4 separate regions of the Homo sapiens genome follow, and regions 2, 3 and 4 are each linked to region 1. The links are chromatin contacts, found by Hi-C or POLR2A ChIA-PET in ENCODE. All regions are on one chromosome and are shown on one strand. Each heading gives the region's core, a stretch centred on a gene start or an enhancer-like site at or near the end of the contact. The rest is flanking DNA. Distances are from core to core; before and after follow the strand shown.

The links. Hi-C counts contacts between places; a loop is a spot of excess contacts on that map. ChIA-PET counts read pairs that join two places held with the same protein, here RNA polymerase II (POLR2A). Pooled maps may share reads with other maps.
Region 2: a pooled map shows a loop between it and region 1 (2.5-fold over the local background). The contact joins two enhancer-like sites. A Hi-C loop is called at or near these places in 1 of 168 maps with a recorded cell type or tissue (Caco-2), 1 of 37 single-sample maps with no recorded cell type and 8 of 50 pooled maps. POLR2A ChIA-PET finds 5 or more read pairs at or near these places in 3 of 52 experiments (MCF 10A, activated CD4-positive, alpha-beta T cell and activated T-cell).
Region 3: a loop to region 1 is called in a map of Caco-2, with 2.5 times the contacts of the local background. The contact joins two enhancer-like sites. A Hi-C loop is called at or near these places in 1 of 168 maps with a recorded cell type or tissue (Caco-2), 1 of 37 single-sample maps with no recorded cell type and 7 of 50 pooled maps. POLR2A ChIA-PET finds 5 or more read pairs at or near these places in 9 of 52 experiments (AG04450, CD4-positive, alpha-beta memory T cell, CD8-positive, alpha-beta T cell and 6 more).
Region 4: a loop to region 1 is called in a pooled map, with 3 times the contacts of the local background. The contact joins two enhancer-like sites. A Hi-C loop is called at or near these places in 2 of 168 maps with a recorded cell type or tissue (GM12878 and ovary), 18 of 37 single-sample maps with no recorded cell type and 5 of 50 pooled maps. POLR2A ChIA-PET finds 5 or more read pairs at or near these places in 1 of 52 experiments (OCI-LY7).

Annotation. Positions count from the first base shown.
Region 1 is chr14:68,661,887-68,666,475 of GRCh38, reverse strand. The region is part of intron 2 of RAD51B-AS1 (RAD51B antisense RNA 1); the gene reads left to right. It also overlaps a transcript of RAD51B not described here. Among named protein-coding and RNA genes, the nearest start is that of RAD51B-AS1, 21 kb to the left of the region's middle. RefSeq lists an enhancer at 2,905-3,094. Within about 2 kb of position 3,018, at least 7 of the 41 ENCODE cell types and tissues checked have a DNase peak (open chromatin) inside an H3K27ac peak, as active enhancers do; they include CD8-positive, alpha-beta T cell and GM12878, where a contact is called at or near this core.
Region 2 is chr14:68,469,014-68,473,666 of GRCh38, reverse strand. The region is part of intron 10 of RAD51B (RAD51 paralog B); the gene reads right to left. Among named protein-coding and RNA genes, the nearest start is that of RAD51B-AS1, 210 kb to the left of the region's middle. RefSeq lists enhancers at 1,908-2,441, 2,442-2,975. Within about 2 kb of position 2,051, at least 7 of the 41 ENCODE cell types and tissues checked have a DNase peak (open chromatin) inside an H3K27ac peak, as active enhancers do.
Region 3 is chr14:68,814,251-68,819,038 of GRCh38, reverse strand. No RefSeq gene overlaps it. Among named protein-coding and RNA genes, the nearest start is that of ZFP36L1, 24 kb to the right of the region's middle. RefSeq lists enhancers at 1,932-1,981, 2,082-2,131, 2,006-2,745, 2,762-2,991, 3,072-3,291 and 1 more and a silencer at 2,232-2,621. Within about 2 kb of position 2,623, at least 41 of the 41 ENCODE cell types and tissues checked have a DNase peak (open chromatin) inside an H3K27ac peak, as active enhancers do; they include CD8-positive, alpha-beta T cell, where a contact is called at or near this core.
Region 4 is chr14:68,415,316-68,420,476 of GRCh38, reverse strand. All of the region lies in intron 9 of RAD51B (RAD51 paralog B), which reads right to left. Among named protein-coding and RNA genes, the nearest start is that of RAD51B-AS1, 270 kb to the left of the region's middle. Within about 2 kb of position 3,219, at least 5 of the 41 ENCODE cell types and tissues checked have a DNase peak (open chromatin) inside an H3K27ac peak, as active enhancers do; they include GM12878, where a contact is called at or near this core.

The DNA of each region.
Region 1 (4,589 bases), core at 1,769-4,268:
TGCCCCTGAGCAATAGATTGTGCTTGCAAAGTACAGATCTATTGCTGGCCCTGTCTCCTTTCTCTTAGTTCCATTTACACTTAGGAATGTATTTTTAAACAATAGCTGTAAACTACGGCTCTTTGGTTGCCAGGGACAGAAAGTCATCTCAAACTGCTTTAGCAAAGGGGAAATCCAATGGCCCATGCAACAAAAAGATCCAGAATTAGGGCCAGCATCAGATATAAATTGATTCAGGGATAAAATAATGTGTTATCAGGACTTGGGTACTCTCCATCTCTCAGCTCTCCTCTCTGCTATGCTGGCTTCAGAGTCAGGTTTCATGTGACAGAAAAATCTCTCAGCTCTACTCTCTGCTATGCTGGCTTCAGAGTCAGGTTTCATGTGACAGAAAAATGACAGCAATTCCAGCTCTATACCTCTCAGATTTCAGGTTCAAGGGGGAAAGAGTGAGTCCCCTTCCCAGAAGTCCTAGGGAAGACCTTAAGGTATCTCATTGGCTCTGATTGATCAGATGTCCATTCCTAAACCAATCACTATGCCCAAGAGAATCTAATGCTCTGATTGGCTTAGGCCTGGGTCCTGTGCTTCACCCTGAGTTGGGGGTAAAGTTGGCTGCACTGAAATCTCATGGACTGAGAGCAGGGCATGGTGTGGGATTCCCCAAGAAACAGGGGCATGGGTACCAGAAGAGAGTGGACGGGTGCTGATGGAGTAAGGTCACTTAAATAAGAAAGCTTAAACATTCATAATCTAGCCATTCGTGGAAAAGCACCTCTAGGGGCAGTACCAATGTGAAGTTTTCATCATTCTTTTGGCTGCCCCATGATCCCTTTCCATATGTGTTTGGTATAATCACCACTGCCAGGGCCATACAGTCCTATTAGTAAAGCGTCTTCCCTTGAGTTCTTCTCCTGACACCAGCTCTAATACCAGTGTCTTCCCTCCAGAGCCTGATTATAGACACAGTTTGGGATGGGTTGGGGGAAGTATATTTCTGATAAAGTGATGTTTCCACTTCACACATATGACTAATAGGGAACTTGGCCAGGAATAACTTTTTATACAGTTTTGGAAACCCTGGCCTAAACCATAAATCATAAGATGAAGCTCGATCCTTGTCTTTTAACTTAAAACTCAATATCCTGCCTGAAGGGCAGAGCAACAGAGGAGCCTGAGATAGAGTACCCAATGGCGTCATCCCACTGGGATAGCCCCCAGGCCTGTGACGAGGTCACCTTCCCATGGCATTGCCCTCCGGGGCCAGGCAGAAAGCCTGAGCTTGGCCCCTCACTCCATTCTCCTTGCTGTCTTGCCAACAAAAGCCTTAAAAGTCATGGAAACATCTCTGGTTTTCTAAGTCAAGAGATTCCAACAACAGAGGTCAAAGAGTCACATGGGAGTATGTGAAAGGGCAGATATATCTGGGCAGGAAGATGCTTACCCTTGGTGCATTATGTGAGTAGGGGAAGAAAGGGGCTGAAAGGACAGAAGGAACATGGCAGGGCTTAGGGCTCTCAGGAGAGAGAAATAGGAGTGGGGCACATTGGCAGAAGAGGCTGAGAAGAGGAGTTTCTCTCCCTGGTTGAGAATCCAGGGCATTTTTGTCATGGATTTCCATTAGGAGTCACATCCAGAAAACTGCCAAGCTTCTGACCCAGGAGATAGAGGATAAGAGGGCACAAGATGGCCCAGAGGATGAGTGGACACATTGATAGTTGAGTGGTAAAGGCTCAGGAGTAAGGATTGGGGTTGGAGCAGCAAATAAGCACATATGAACCCAATGTGATCAAATGCTAGCATGACAGAGTAGGTGGGAGATTCACTGGCAGCAAATAGGTATCCCGGGGTGAGGAAAGAGGGAATTGTGCTCTCTTTTCCAGCAGGGAGAGCTGTATTCCTCCATCTTGGCAGAAATTCCAGCTTTCACAGGGCCCAGATCTTTGGGGAAACTTGTTTTGCCCTATATCAGCTAAAAATAGTCGGGTGAAATGCGACTGACCAGAGAACCTTTAACCTCTTTCAGATTTAGCTTTTGGACAAAGTTAAGAGACTCTCTTCTGAGCTTATTTTGGTAAGAATATCATTGTGGGCGGGGGTGGATGTGGTGGGGAGAAGCTCTGTAAGGGCAGAGGTTAAAAGGTGCCACATTTTCTTAGTTTGAATCAGTAGGAATCATCCTTGGTGGTTGGGGGACTCTAAGATTATGTAGAAAAGAGATAGGGGAAAGGTGTCAGAAAGAATGTAACTACAGCCTCCTAGAGTAGTCTTTGCTAAAAAATTATGTTGACAATAAGTGATAGAATTGACTGCCTCTCTAGCTAATAAAATAACAGCAACAACAATGCTTATTTTTTCTTACTCCTGTTTGGGCAGGATTTGGGCAGATTACCTGAGGTCCAAATTCCCTGGTGGACATAAACAGGAAAACCTTGAAGCTTATTGCTAGCGTATTCTAGCACCAAAGCAATACCCTCAATGGTTAGAGTCTGTCTTAATAATAATCAGAATAACACATTTATCAAGTGCTTATAATGCACCTGATGCTAAATTTAATGTTTCACAAATATAATCACATAAAATCCTGACAAAGAATTTGTGAGAGGGGACTACTGCTCCCATTTTACAGAAGAGAAAGCAGAGGCTCAGAGAAGTTCAGTAACTATAGCTGGAAAGCGGTGGAAATCAAGTTCAATCCTGGTTAGTTAGACCACAAATTCCGTGCCTTTAACTCTTATGCTATTCTCACCAACACCTACACTCCCTCCCACGTCTAGCACTGTTAGGCCTAAGTCTTTAGGCAATGACTCAAAATATGAGTGTATTGGTCAGCGTTCTGGCAGGAGACAGACGGCACACTCAAATGGGGTAATTGAGCAGAATTTAGAAATGTCACTACTTACAAGTTATGCGTAAAGCTAAAGGAAGCTAACAAGGAAAGATGAAGCCCTCCAGGGCTAGCAGCGGGGGGAGCCTGAAGGGTAAAGGGGGCGAAGTGAAAGAGAAAGTATCTGGAGGAGAGAGCCATTCATCAGGGGCTATGGCCTTAGATACAGGGGCAGTGGAGAGACACAGCCAAGCAAGGGCCCATTACAGTAGAACCAGGAGGATAAATAAATATCTTGACCTTGTCCCACCCATCTCTCTCTCTCTCTCTCTCTCTCTTTGTTTTTGAGATGGAGTCTCACTCTGTCACCCAGGCTGGAGCACAGTGGCTAGATCTCAACTCACTGCAACCTCAACCCTGCTGGTTTCAAGCAACTCTCCTGCCTCAGCCTCCTGAGTAGCTGGGATTATAGGTGCGCACCACCACGCCTAGCTAATTTTTTGTATTTTTAGTAGAGATAGAATTTCACCATGTTGGCCAGGCTGGTCTCAAACTCCGGACCTCAGGTGATCCACCCACCTTGGCTTCCCACAGTGCTGGGATTACAGGGGTGACCCACCACGCCTGGCCCCACCCTCCTGTCTCTTGCTGGTGCCTCCCACTGGCAGAACCCAACTGAAGCCAGAGGGCAAGGGTGCCCAGTAATGCGGTCCACAAGGTCAGCTTCCTGGGGTACAGAGCAGTGGGGAGGAGGATGGGGTGGCTGTGGAGGGGCAAATGGAGATGCCCAGCATAATGAATTAACACGTACAGCTGTCTGAAGGCTTCTGCTTTGAACTCAGGGTTAATTTCTCTCATCTACAAGGAAAGGGATGGCTTATGAAGGCTTAGGAAAGAAAGTGATGATCGTTAGGAATCAGCATGGATTTACCAAGAAAAAAGATGACTACTCACTGTACTTTTTTGGAGGGAGGAGACAGGATTCCTAAGTTGGTAGCACATGGCATTGTGGTAGGCAGCAGAGCAGACAGCTCATGGCTCTCTTGAGAACAAGGAGGGCTGGAGACAGTGTCACTGGGACAGCTGGGGATGTGCTGAGTGGCCCTAAAGCTGCTAACAAACAGATGGATGTCAGCCTGCTGGGTGGTTCCATCCGTGTCCCAGAATCTCCCATGACCGTTCTGTTTCAACAGTTCTATTAGAGACTAGGAAGAACTTTCAGAGGCAGCTGACATCTTGGATAACAGAATTAGAATCTCCTAAGATCCCAAAACAGTTTGGATTCATGGTGGCTGAATGTAACAAGATGAAATATAATAGGATTAATGTACATCTGGAACCTTGGGGCTAAACAAATGGAATTTTATACATGCCCGGGATGGGGCAGGTGTGAAAGACTCAGGGGTGTGTGTTGACTGTAAAGTCGACGTGAATCAACCTGAACAGTTACCAAGAAAATTGGTGTCATCTTAGGTGACATTAACTGAAGAAGAGTGTTGAAGATGAGGGAGGTATTTCTCCTGCTGGCCTCTTTACTGGTCTGTCCCACTTGGAATGCCACTGCACTGCTTTTAAAGGAGAAGCAAAATGCAATGGATCGCATTTGCTGACAGCCATGGGGATGGGGGAGGGGACTGAGAGTGTGTCACACGAGAATGTGTGAAGGAAAAGCAGAAGAGATAAATAAGAGAGCTGGCAAATAAAAGAGAGGTTCTCAAGTGTCTGGAAGGTAGTCATGTTGAAGAGCCTTGTTGGTGGAGGA
Region 2 (4,653 bases), core at 802-3,301, 190 kb after region 1:
GATTCACCTGTTTTCTTTTATGATTTTCTGTACTGTTCTGTATTTAAAATTTTTTTTCATATATTATAAAATATTTCCAAATATTGTAAAATCTCTCTTCAAGGCTGATTGCCAGAAAAAAAAAGTAAACAAAGCAGAGAGCCTGTGTGAGAAGATGTCATGGAGGGAGGGGATGTAAAGTGAATGTGCACAGGGGAGAAGAGAACTGAACAGATACGAGTCCTTCCTCTCCTTTCTCATCTCCCTGGGAGGTCCCACACTAAGAGGCAGGCAGAAGCAGCAAAGGAGAGCGCCTTGGCCTAGACAAACTTTCCGAGGCTGCAGTGGCACCTGGCAGGCTGGGGACAATGTGACAGGCCTGCTTTGCCTTCTTCTCCATGACCTCTGGGAGAGGAGTTCACTCTCTTTGCTCCATTGAGTTCCAGGGCTCTTTGCCCAGGCTCCTACAAGAATGCCAGGCTGTGCCAGGTGCGGAGGTGGTATTTACCATGCAGATACCTCTGTACCTGGATGGAAATAAATTGAGAATCTTCTGGGTCACTTTGAGTCCAGCAGCATAAAACATTTTGATAGGTTACTGATTCAAACTGAAATCTGATGAACTCAAGTGGTGGTATTTGGGGGGACATTTTTGTCAATAAATCATCCAGCTGGCTCAGTGACTAAAAAAATGGGGTGGGAAAACTTAACGCAAGTTTGTGACAAGGGAACAAACAGAAGAGATTAATGCCTGTCCTGATACATTTCAAAAGGTGATCAAACTGTTCTTGATTGCAAAAGCAAAGCAAGAAAGATGAGGCACATAGCTTTCCAGCTCTAAAAAAGATCGCTGTTGCTTTGTTTTCTGTTTTCTTCTGCCACCCTATGCCAAGTGGTTGGAGATATGGGAAACTAATTTCATCTCCAGCACCTTCTCCGGACCTGTCTCAGGGTGCCCTGGTCTCCCCAGCTCCCGCTCATTCAAACCTACACTAATAGACGACAGCCCCAGGATCCAAATTAAACCTGTCATACCTGACTTTGATTTTGCAAAAATGATATAAAAAACACACTTCTGTCTTACTGAGGAACTAAGCCACTATCTTCTGTCCTGTTCCAAACAACCTGGCTTTTCTTTTACAAATCCTCCCCAGATCCCTGAGGAAAGGAGTAACGGGGAGGCTGTGCTAGATCAACCCTTCATTCCCCTGGACCTCCCCTTCCTTAGGTTCTGTTTCACCAAGTCCGCAGGTGTTTGTGCCTATGAGCCCCTGAAAACTAGGAGGGCTCCCGGAGAGCTGGGACCTGGGTTTTCCTCTAGGCCTCCTGCAGCGCCAGCAACACAGCCCAGCTGCTTTCAATGACAGAATCTTTATTCTTGGCCTTGAGTCCCAGCTGTGTTCTGGGTGGCACAACATTCGGGGCTTGCTAAGGGAACAAAGGACATGACCAGAGGAGAGGTGGGTCAACCTGGAGCTCACTGTAAACTCCCTTTCCTTTCTGCTGCCAGATGCTTCTGTGGGCACACACCATTAAAGCTGATTCCCAGAACCAACTCCTGCTCTTACCTCTCCACTAGGCCCCAGCACACTTGAGCATCACTCTAAGAGGCTAGCCAAACTGCTGAGCTTTTTCACTTAGTGGGCACTGAGACTTGCATGGTGAACTCTGGGGACCAAAGGAAAAATGGATTCATGAGATCCCCTCCTACCCCAACATTTCCCACTTCATTGCACAGAGAGGCTCAACTCTCTCTCTGCCTGGGATCTCAGAGTCCAAACCCTCAGGAAACTGGTGGCTGTGAGCTCCCTCTCCTTTGGGGCCTAAGTATTTCCAGCATCCAGAGGCCAGGATCCCAGACAAACGCTGGACAGACAAAGGAGATGCAAACAGGATGGTATTACCATGTTAATGGCCTGAGTTGAGGCCTCCTGAAGATGCTGGGAGGAGGGGGGTTCTTTCATTTACTTTTTTTCTTCCTTTTTTTTTTTTTTGCAAAAGGAGAATAGTTCCGCTTTCTATTTTACTACAACAATAGCATGGACCGGCTCCTTCAAGAGTTTCAAAAAGCAGCCTGAGAAATCTCTAACCAGCCCCTCAGTCTCTCCAGCCTGCCGCTTTATTGTCCTTCCCATCCCAGTGAACAAAGGGGAGGGAAGGGTAGAAGTCCCCCAGTTGCTGACTGTTCTCAGCATCCTAATCCTTGAGAACCGGTGAGGGAAATGGCCTGTGGAGCTGGTAAATCGAATTCTGCCCTCACCTTTTATTCCCTCCCTCTGCTTGAGCACTCAGGAGTTCTTCAGGTATTATAAAATCTCCGGGCTAGCAGGCCAGTAGGCATCTTGGGGCTTGCCAAGGGATAAAAGGCACTGAGGGATCATTCCCTACCCCCACGGGTAGCTGGTGTGGTTGGCTTGTTTCCACCATCCAGGTGGCTCTATTGAAGACCGAATGTCGGCCACAGTGGCTGGCGGCCTCCCTTCTAGTTGGCAGCACAGGAGCTGCCCTGTCTGTCTCTAAGTCCCTGGACATGGGCTGCACATCCCACCCAGAGCTCCAGGTGCCAACCTCCACACCAACTCGGGGCTCACCTGCCAGTGCAGCTCCTCATGTAAGAAAAGCTACTTGGCCTTGACTGATGGTACCTTTCCAAGTTTTCCACCCAGGGACCAAGGGTTTCTTTGCTTTAAACCTGGGGAATCATGCAGGTGTCTTTTAGTTTGGTCATGTGGTAAGAAGGGGGAAAAATTAGCTTTGATGTTGCAGTATGTGGAGATCTCAAGGGTACAACTGGGCTGAGCTAAGGGAATGATGAGTACATCCTCTCCTAGGAGGATCGGACAAAGCTGATGTGACAAGGCTGTTAGAGATCCCGCAGGATGGTTACAACAATCCACGTAAGAAAAACGTTTTATGCTGCAGCCCCCACACAAACTCATAATGTATGTGGACATTCACAAACACACAATCACACAAGAAATATTTTATGAAATGAAACAATATGTGTGATATAATCTGATATTTTTTCTTCACTCTTTCTTCTGTCTTCTCTCTCTCTCTGTTTTCAAATGCTGGTTGTGATTCATCAATTTCACTTCATGACCCACCAATGGGTTGCGACAGTTTTCAAAGTCTTGAATCAAGGTTAATGTTTTCATTTTCCAGCTGACAAAAGCAAGGCCCAGAGATTTTCTCAAGATCATACCAAAGCTGAAGGTAAAATCCAAAGGTTCTTTCTAGTAAATGAGGGGCCTGCATTTTCTGGGGACCTGCATTTTTTGTTTTCCCAAAGTCTTTGGGAGCACACAGCAAGAAGGCAGAGTGTGCCAAGAGGTTTGTTTTCAAGGGCATTGCTGGTAAAAGCAGAGGTGTTCCACTGCTTCTGGGAAACCTCAGAGAGGGATGTGTAGCTTGGGGGAGTGGGATAGAGAAAACAACTTAGAAAGCAACCAGGTGAGGTTCTGAGGTCTCCTAACCAAGCATTTTATTTACTGGTTGTTGTTCTTGAATTATAAGACATTTTCCTGAATTTTTCTCTTTCCTGGACACAGCTCCAGGTCAGCCTCCTTTAGTGATCCACTTTCTCCCCTGTTTTCCAACTTTTTCGAAAAGTCATTCCTTGCAGTTTTTTAAACTCTACCAATTCATTGTATTTCCAGGCTCTACTTTCTCTAAATAACTTTCTCTTCCCTCTTAAAATCATGATCTTAGCAATGAACATCAGAGAGGCAACTCAGTGACTCTTCTTCTCACAAATGTTATCCCAAAAGTTATCCAGATTTGACCGGGCTTAGAAATGCTATTTAACAAAATGCCTAGTGATCAGGGTGCGTGTATCACATCAAGCCTCTTCACACACGTCATCTGAGCAGAACAAACTTTTTTCCTCCTGAAATTGTCTTGTAATCTTCCATAGAATTTCTTGAAATCTTCAACGAAATTTGCTACTTACTATACTTCTAATCTTTTAAGAAGGCCTCTAAAAATGAAGAGCTGAATGCCACCCTGTGTACTGGGTAAATAAAAGTCCAGCTTTCTGATTGCTTATTAGTTATACACCCGTAGAGAGTATGTAACAAAGAGGCCTGCTGTTTGCTTTGCTTAATCTGGTGTTAAAATCTCTGCTCCTTTGTCAGAAAACACTATTTGCAATTGTAAAAAAAAATATTTACCAAGGAACTTGGATAGCATAAGTCAAAGGCTAAGAGCCAAAGGTCGTAGTTCTCACCCCAAATTTCGTGGACCTGAGAGTCCCCGCTGTGGAGCTCAGCTGCACCAAACAAACATGCCGCTTTGTGAGTCCATTAAGAAGCAGACATTTTAGAAGGGGAAGGAAAGGGAAGGCTGCAGCCTGTTCCTTAGTTAGAAGCATGAACTCTCCAGCCTGCCCTGCATATTCCCTGCTAGGTCTTTGCACTGCATTGTGTCTCCATGGGGAAATTACAGGGACTGCCCTGTTTCATAAACCTGGGAAAAATATTTAACTTATAAATCCTTCAGGGCAGGACTTCTCCCATGGACAGCAGTGACAATATGCTCCTCTAGGGTCAGGCCAGATATTCACCTAAGCATCTCTGTGGTTGGGGTCTCCTGCCCCACAGCAGAGGACAGATGTATATCCTGAGCACTTCTGTGCAGATCCTTCCTCATCCACAAAGCAGTTTTGTACATCTG
Region 3 (4,788 bases), core at 1,374-3,873, 150 kb before region 1:
TGCAGAGCAGTAGGGCCGTAGGACTACATAAATATATGTGTGCAGAGCAGTAGGGCCGTAGGACTACATAAATATATGTGTGCAGAGCAGTAGGGCCGTAGGACTACATAAATATATGTGTGCAGAGCAGTAGGGGTGTCATGCGTTAACAACTGTGATGGAGCCCTACTCCTTGCTGGCATGGGACCAGTACTTCTGCACATGACCTCATGGAGTGGATGGGAAGCCTCTAGTGTGCTGCCTGGCACGGATCAAGCACTTGCTAAGTGGTAGCTATTATCAGTAATCTTCAGAACAGCCCAGTGAGGTAGGTACCATGCTATTCCCATTTCTCAGATGAGGAAACAGGCTCAGAGAAGTTAAACCACTTACTGGCTATCACAGAGTCAGGAATAGAGTTGGATTGATTTGATTGATTCTAAAGCTGCACATAGTTTTTCAGCTGCTCCCCGCTCCCTTCCCCTAACCTGGAGTCTGTTAACGACAAAGGCCTTGCTTTGCATAATGCTAGGGTCATGGGGTCATTGGGCAGGGCTGTTCTCGTCCATCTCTCCAACAGTGCACTGGTGGGCTAGGCATGGATCAGAAACCCTTGGAGATCATCTAACACAACTCATCCGCACCCCACATTTTTCAGATGTGAAAACGGGACAGAAGGGACTGAGCAAGGTAACAGGATTAATGGGATGATACCTCCTTGTCAGCACAAGGGATAAAGTGGCAGTGGTTGGTGGTCATCCTGGCCCCTGCCATCAAGCTGGCATTGATACAAAGTAAGAATCATTAGAACACTAGAATTCCTGGCTGCCATTTGTCAGCCTGGCCCACCTGCAATGAGTGACCCCAGGGATGTTTGGGTGGGGTGGGGGTGCACACAGCAGGCTGGAGCTGAGACTGGGGCGGGGAGGGTGTACTCCACCTACCTGCCCTCCAGGGTGCTTGGCGCCTCCTAGGGCAGGCTGGCCTCTTTGTGCCATGCCCCACAGAGCATTGCAGTGATCCTAGTGCAGAGCACATAGTAGGTGCTTAAAAATGCTCATTGGAGAAACAGCTGGATCCTGGACTGCAGGAGGGAGGAGATGGCACACTGAGGGCATTGATGGGTAGATGGTAACATCATGTCTGTTCATCATTACTCAGCAGACCTGGTTCCATCAGATGTGACTGCCCTTCAGGCCTTACAGAAGGTACCTACATAAATCTGCTCAGGCAAAGAGAAGTTTGTGGGCTGTGGGCACCTGGCTGGGGTTCCTCAAGGTGGAGCATTCTTCTTGGCACTGACGGGGGTAGCTAAGATCTGAGCATGCAGGCAGGCCCTCTTCTCCCCTGGATGCTGCCCTTCTGAGGAGGCAGCTCTGTGGGTACCAGAGGCATGGGCCTAGGAGGCTGTGACCCCCTGCCTGGCCCCCTACCAGTCTCTGCTTCTACAGACAGGGTCTGCATCTTACCTGCTCCTCCTGCCAGTTCCAGTCCCCTCCCCATTCCCCTCAGGACCTCATCCCTCCTCCTGGCCTCAGCTTAAGGGTTTCCTCAGAGAGGTCTTCCTCAAGAACCTTCCCATCCCAAATCTAAATGAGTGCCCCATTTATATATGTTCTCTGAGCACCTGATTCTTTTCCTTCATAGGAATTTGAAAGTCTTTTCAAATGGAATCTTATATTTCTTTCTAGGTGATTTGTTGAAACAAGTCTGTCTCCTCCGTTAGACTAAGCTCCGCGAGGGGTGAGAAAGTTGTTCCGTCCACTCGTCCTCCGGGGCTAGCAGGACATATTCTGTATTAAATGAGTAGATGACAGAAACCCCGTGAGAGAAAGAGTGAGCCGAGCCAGTGGTTCTCTAAGTGTGGCTCCAGGACCAGCGGACCAGCAGCTCAGCATCGCCTGAGGATTTGTTAGAAATGCAAATTCTCTGACTTGGTTGGGGGACCCAGCAATCCGGGTTTGAAAGAACTGTCCAAGGGGGGATTCCTGTGCACACTGAAGTTTGAGAACCACCGAAGGCGGCAAATCCCCTGCTGTTGGGTGAGTGTGCACTGTGGCAGCTTTGGTGACCTGTAAGAGGAACCATGGATGAGCAAACCCCACCTTCAAATGTAGCAAAGGGCAGAGAGAGGGTGGACACGTCACCCAGACCCCCAAAAGGGGCCCAGACGTGTTGTTCGGCGAGCTGGCCACTGGAGGGCAGTGTGGCCACGTCCATCGTGCTGCCTCCGAGGGCTTCCGGGGGAGAGCGGCCGCGGGAGGACGGGAACGAAGCCGTAGCGAGAACCTCGCCCCACGCCGCAGCCTCCTGCAGCAGCGTCGGCTCGCCGGCCCCTTGCGTTCCGAGCCGCCCAGGGAGCTCAGCCGCCGCAGCCCCGGCCCCTGTGTCTCCCCTCGCGGGCCGGGCCTGGTGTGCACGTCTGGATGGCCTCGGGCCTGGAAGGTTTGCGAGGCCCCGGGAGCCGCAGACCGCGCCGGGGAGGAGATCCCGGCAGGCCGGCCGGGGCAGAGCGCCAAGGAGGGCGGCGGAACCTTGGCTGTTTCCCGGGAGGCCAAGGGCAGCCTTCCCGCGTGATCCGCGCGCTGCCGAGCGCGTCGGCCATCTTGGCGGCCTCGCCCGGGCCCCGCGCCCGGCCCGGCTTGGTTCTCGCTCGCGGCTGAGCAGACGCCGGGGTGGCGACGGGAGAGCCCGACCGCGAAGCTCGGCCGCAGGAGTGCGTGGGCGTCGCAGAAGCCCAGGAGAGCCCTGGACCTTGGTAGCTTCCCGGGGGTGCTGGGAAACGCCACCCCAGTAGCCGCCAGGAAGGCAGGCCTGAGCCTCCGAGCCTCAAGTGAATTGGATGGTGCCAGTCGCCCTTCTTCTTTTTGCCCCATATTCAAAGAGCGGGAAGTCAGAGGGCGTTAAAGTAGGTCACAGCGGTCAGCAGGTTTTTGTGGGGCAGGCAAGTGGCAGGGTCCAAGGCCAGGCGTAGTATCTGGTTGCCTAAGATGCTTGGGCAACTCCTTCACCGGGCACACCAATCTCCGAGCCAGAGGTCAGGGACTGGCCCCGCGGAGCTGGCTGCAGGCGGCCGATGCATTCCAGTCCCTGACCACCATGGGGACTTGAGGTGCCATTCTGAGGAGCCCCAGGCCCCACCACGCCTGTTGCCTCTGTCTAGAGTAGTTCACACATGGATGCTGTCTCTCTGGTACTTGGGTGTTTCTCAGGTTCCAGAACATCCGTTCATCTTACCAGTCCTTCAAGGTTCAGCTTAAAGATCAGCTCCACCAGGAAGCCTTCCTGGATTTCCCCTCTTAGTTTCCAACAGAATCCGTCTCTTCCGTTCTCTGCCCACCTTGAGTAGCAGTAGCTTCAGCTGTAGACTCTCCTGTTTTTCCCTTACAGTCTTTGTTGCTGCATCCTCTTTCACTGAATTGTTGATGTGAGACCCTAGACTCTCTTGTTTTTTCGTTACAGTCTTTGTTGCTGCATCCTCTCTCACTGAATTGTTGAATTGTGAGACCCTGTGAGGGTCGGCACCCTGTGATACTGGCCAGGAAAGGGTTGTTGCAAGGGGATCATGGGATTGTTGAATGGGTTTTGATCTGGATTTTGATGTTGGAAATCAAGTTCCCAAATGTTTTCAACCTTGGGTAAAGGAACATGTAATGGTGTTTTTTAAGGCTGTCATGGAATCCTTTTGTGTGTTTAATTGCTTTGTTATTTTAGTAGAAATGTCAGGGTGTCAGAGGAACAAAAGCCATGGGTCTGAGCCCAAGCAAGAAGACAAACCACTGAGCCCGTGCTGGGTGCTTCCTCTGCGTGGCCTCAGGGTCAGGGCCTGTCAGATGGAATGGCAGGCTGCGGGTCCAGCCCCAAGGTCCAACCAAGGAAGCTCCTGGGGCCTTGGCCGAGCTTGAGGCTGTGATTTCAGACTCCTCGCTGGTCTAGGTCGGTATTTCAGAGGAGGCAAAAGAGAAAGTGCCTTCACAGCCTTGGAGAAGACTGGGAGCTAAAGGAGACATCCTTGCTTTTTCCTTTTAAAATAATAAGCCAAATGTTCTCCCATGAAGGACTCCAGAAAACCCCGTTCATGCCTCACCCACAGATGATTTGCTGAATGCTCATTAAGGGGAAAACAAAGAGGTGGTTTTGTTTATTTATTTAAAAGGAAAAATAAATGAGCTGTGACAAAACAATTTGAAACCAGGCCCCTCTGAGACCTGGGCTTTCACTTCCTTGATGGGAAGTAAAACAGAGAATCAAATCCCCCTCCAAATAAAAGTGAAGTTAATAATCAGACAGCTCGAGCCCTGGCCACATCCTGTCAGCCCCCTCCCTCCCTAGGCTCTCTGTTTATAGCTGCCGAGTGCTTTCCCTCCAGAGCCCAAGCCGGCTTAACCCTTTCCTCCCCATCCAGGGAAGCCCAACCCTGCTCTTGAGACTGGAGGTGGGTTCCTCACACCCACTGGTGCTGGCCTAACCTCAGCAAGCGGTGGCTCTCCCCAGGCCTGCCGGCATGGGCCTGTGTCCCCCACAGGGCAGCCAGCTTGGATTTGAGTGATATTCTCTGCTTGTCCTGCACAAAGCCTGAAAGTGTCACCTTTCCTCTCCATACCTCCAGGGGAAGACTAGGCCAACCCATTCCCATTCCAGACGCCATGCAGCTTCTATAGCCCGGTGGGCTCCAGAAAGCTGCATTCTGACAGAAAGAGGCACAAATCTTTGGGGTTTCTGGTCTGCACAGAGAGCAGCACTCTGTGCATGTCTCTGGGCTACTTTCTGTGAAAACTTTCCACTTCCTTCAAATGCCTTCCATTGTAG
Region 4 (5,161 bases), core at 1,970-4,469, 250 kb after region 1:
TGAATAATCCACTTCTTGTTTAGCATATAATAAAAAAAAAACCCATAAAAATAGCGAGCCAGCAGCTCTTCGGGTTGCTGTGCTGTGGAGTAGCCATACTTTATTCCTTTACTTTCTTAATAAACTTGCTTTCACTTTATGAACTCTGGCACAAAGTAGACTCTTTATGGACTCACCCCAAATTCTTTCTTGCATGAGGTCCAAGAACCCTCTCTTGGGGTCTGGATTGAGATCCCTTTCCGGTAACACAACCACCATCTTACATCTCAGAGCACATGGTACAGGAAAAAGAACTGAGGGTCTGGAACTATACAAACTTGGTTTCAAATATTGATGCTATCACTGAATATGAGTTATTTATGTTATCAGCTAAGTTCTTCTATTTGTAAAAATAGAGATGATCAGATCTATGCTGAAGGGTTATTGGAGGAATTGATGGAAATAAAACACAAAGGGTCAAAAATGATCCCTGCAAACTCATAGGTACTCAGTAAAGGCTAACTCCTTTCCATCACTAGAAAATAAAGAGGAATTTAAATTAGTATCACCTGGTGCACAAGAACCAAGCAAGGATGTTGTCCATTATCAACTATGGGACCCTAGGATGGCAGGAAATGGGTTCCCACACAGGCTGCTGCCTGCCCTCAGCCTCTCTTCCTCCCTCTGTCCTGCCCTGCTTTTTCAAAATAAAGATTGACTGACTCAAAAATGTGATAACCAAAAAGCTCCCATGCTCGCAAGATCAGACAAAGTTGGTTCTCCCATTACACACCTTTAGCCTATGAAGATGGGGACTAGGGAGCCAGGATTTAAGGGAGATGTCCATGAGCACAAATGGCTGTCTGTAGGAGAGCGGTAGCATAGCCAGCCCTGTGGCAGGATGTTGTCTATAAGGAAAGTCACTTGACTGGGGAGTTCATGCTCACTGTGAAGTTTAACTTGGAAAAAGCCACATATTCAGATTTGGGTTCAAGAATTTAAAAGATGACTTTTATCTTGTAATTGATTGCAATGTGGGGTGAGATGGTGCTTAAATTTTTTTTTTTTCCTGCACAGTTCTTTAGGAGCTCTTTATAAACCACTGAAAGTCATGAGAGATATAAATATATCACCTGCAAACCCAATAATTTGATTGGGTTTGGGGACTTTTTTGCCTAGAATCTATCTACTAAAAGTCACCAGAGTAAAGTGAAAATAGCAACACATTCAGAATTGAAAGAATTGAATTTCTGTTCCATTTCTGCTACCTACTAGTTGTGTGACCCTGAATAAATTAGTTAATATCAATTGCTTACCGCCATCTGTAAAACAAAGGGGCTAGAATGGAGTATGAAACTGAAGAACACCCATGTAAGAATCACCCAAAGTGCTTGCTAAAAACTGCAGATCCTAGGCTTGGCACTGCCCTCACTGAATACAGCACTGGGGATGGGGCCTGGGATCTTCATTGTTCACAAACACCTGGGATTTTTAAATTTACTGTACTTGAGACTCACTGGAGAAGATGATCTCTAGACTGTATCTCAGATGGGCACTGTCATATTCTAAATGCTTTTTGTTCTAGTGAAAGTGCTGATTCATTTGTAAATCAGTTCATAGTTTAGGCAGGTATTGAACCCTTCTTTCCTTTTTACTTTCCCTAGCCAATGAGGTTGCCCATTTTCTTCTCACTCACAGCTAACCAGCTAAGGCTAAAATAAAACATCCTGTCCAATCTTCATTCTCAAATGAGCCAAATAAATTTCAAGGTCCTTGACTTTCAGGGCAGCGCCTTGTCCAAGAGATCTCATAGCTGTTTCCGATGTTGTTTCCCAACTGAAAATATTTTTCTTCCCAAGCCAGACAACAGGGTCTTCAATTTGGTTCCAAAGCCCTGTGTCTCTTCTACTTCCTGCAACTGCTCAGATTTCTCTAGAAATCTCCTGCCCAGGTATTTGGCCTAGTTTACTTAGCAAGTTAGAGCAGGCAGGGTCACTGCACAAGGGGAATTGGTACCAGACAAACAGCATATAAAAATAAAATAAGTCAGAGCTGGAGGAGAACAACAGAGGTGATAAAATGCTAGTGAAATGAGTGGCTCATTAAAGGGTAAACCACCTACATGCTCTGTAAGAGGACCAGTCATTTGTCCTGTGATGGTCAGAGCTCATGCGCCTCAAAGAGAGAAGTAAGGACATGTGCTAAGTCTGCCATAAAAAGAAATGTTTTCAGTTTAAATATATCAATACATGTATTCTTCCTTCTAGATATGTCCTTTCTACTTTTTGGTGTTAAAGTGCCTTTACCTTTTTGAAATGGTGGTAACGGTTAATTTTGTAACTATATTTGATAAAAAATGATGTTTAAAACATCATGGTGGTATACTCTGGTTTCTCTTCAAATCGCGTAAATCTTTCGCCTTTTAAAACATCATGGTGGTTCTCTCACCCGTGTTTTGTTTTTATTTTATTTGGCTCAAAATCTCCTAGGAAAGACTGACTCTCCACCTTAGCAAAGGTACACGGTCTATCGTGGTCAAAGCATGGGAAAGGGGACCCTTCATCTCCAGCGTGGGAGTCATTGTACCTGTGTATTTTCAGCTGGCAATTTCCAGCGGAACCCTCTTAAGAGAAAGTTCTCTCTACTTGAGCTCATTCAGAAATAGTGATTTCTTGGATATATTGACTTTTTTCAAAGGGAGTCCCATGGTTTGCTTGTTTGTTTGTGGGTGGTAGGAAAGATACAGGTATTCTTATCTCAAATGTGGAGATGGAAATGGGAGATGACCACTTGGGTGTCTGTGTTGCCCTTTCTCAGTCCCTGCACTGTGAGTAGCAGCTCATTGTATTCATTCACTGGGACCACACACTTTCCGTAGGATTTCCTCAGATTTTAATACATTTGCCTAGTGCCTAGTGCCAATACATTGCCTGAAAAAAGGGATTCTTTTAATGCCACCATTCTGGGTTCCCCTTTTATTTATTTCCCCAATCCACTTAATACCTGTTAGAGCACTTCTGTTGCAAGAGTGTGGGCAGGGGCTTGGATTTCACACTTGAGCAGCTCTGGAAAGGGAGGAGACATTTATACCCAAGATAATGTACTTGACTGGATTTTATGTTCCCTTTGCTATTTCTATAGGTATTTATGCTTAAAAAGAGTTTTCATCTACCCCTGCAGCACAGCCGAACTTCTCCTCTGGCGGGATCTAGTCACACACACACATACTCACATAATCCTCCTTGCCTAAAAACAGCAGGTGAGCTGGAGTAGAAAACAAGAGAACAAGTACAGCGACCTGGAACCATGCCACCAAGGGAGAGAGGTTCCTTTTGAGTTAGGGCAACTAAGCCTGAATCCTTCTTTGGAGGAATCTAGGAGTAGGGAGATATACAACTATGACTTACATCAGGTAAAACATCATCCTCGATATCTTTCTTTGGGTGAATATGAATATAAGCCTGACATGCTGCCCCACATCTACCCTTTAGCTTATCTGGGAAAAAAAATTTATCAACTTTTCTTTGGTTATTCAGTCTTTCATTAAGCCTGTCCAACCACAGAGAGGAGAAGTTAAGACTTGTAGAAGATAGCAACAAAGATTTCCTACCCTCCTCATGCTATCTGGTCCCTGAAAGCAGCTGCAGAACCCTTCTCTCCCTCAGCCTGGGTCTGTGTTTAGGGTTCTGGCTTGCTTACACAAAGGCTATCCCATAAGATTCCAGGGGAAGCCTGACTCCCATCCTCCCATAGACTACAGCAGGCTGGTTCTGCAAAAAGTATTCCTATCTTCAGTATTCTTACAGTATTTCTATTTAAGTATCTGCTTATAATTGTCAAGGTTTGATGCTAACATTTTAAACCGACAATTACTAACATTTTAAAGGAATGGTTAAATTGTAAAACTCAATTTCTATGCGGAAGAATGATTCTAAATAAGCAGTCCTTCGTCCTTCAGACTGGGTTCACGAGTAGCTACAGGGAGTGCATTTCTTTTTCTTGCTTTCTCTCTCTCTTTCAAAATAAATGTATCTACTGTGTAAGTGTCAAGCACTGCCCTTACATTTGAGGGTATGCAGATAAATTCAGTTATAGACCTCAAGGGGCTCATAATTCAGGGCTCAGAAGTCTAAGAATAGAGACAAGGGCCAGGTGCAAGTGTGGGCCAGAGGGAAGAGGGACGGATCACAGCTGGTGTCAGGGAAGTCTTCACAGTGATGATATTTGAGTCTTCGAAAATATAAAATGGACACTGAGAATCCTATCACCAGAAAGGAAACATTGAATATTTCCAAGATGCAAAGAAATACTTCCAAGATGCAATACTTCTAAGATGCAAAACTAGGACTTTGAGAAAAGCCTACAGATTCAAGTGTGGATCAGCAGCTTGAGTGATATTGGTTCTGTCAACAATTTACTAGGTACTTCAGGCTCGCCCCTCAAGCATCCCATAATTTCAGGGTGCCTCCTAAATAGAAATGAAAATATTATTAGAAAGTTCATTTAAATAAACCTCCTATATGAAAAAAAGACCTCTTTCCAATTTGTTGAAATAAGAGAGTCATAATATTTATTTCATCAAGCGGGTGTGAGGCTTAGTCAGGATTCATTTACTTCATTACTCTTTCTAGGGCACTTGAAAATTTATATAATCCCATTTGTAGTTTGTAAGACCAGACTTCATGAGGATTTGAGGAGAAATTGTATAAATGTGAATATTTTTATCGAGTTTTTCTTCCTTCTTTCAAGTATAACCAGCCTTACTCTAGCTTTTCCAGCCCTCGCTAGAAGGCACTTTGTAATAGCAAGAGTTTCCCAAGTGAAGGCCTCGGCCACTCCTCTCTGCCTCATGCTCTGCCTCATTCATCGCTAGAGAACCTTCCTTAGTGCCAGGACCCCCCATCTCCTCTAGACTTACTTCATTCACTGTGCTCTTACTGCAAGTCCGGTTTACATGCTTATCTGTTTCCTCAAGTAGACTGTGAACAACCAGAGGGTATCAACCATCTCTTACCTGTTTTTGTTTTCTTGAATCTCCAGCGCAACTAGTTACACAGTGACTAGCAGAGAAGAGGTGATTAAATAAAGGTTTGTCAAATGAATGAGTGCCCAAACCCTCTGCTCTTGTTACAAGGCAAAACCCAGCCTGTGCCCTCTGACGATGCAGCCTATCCTCCTGTTT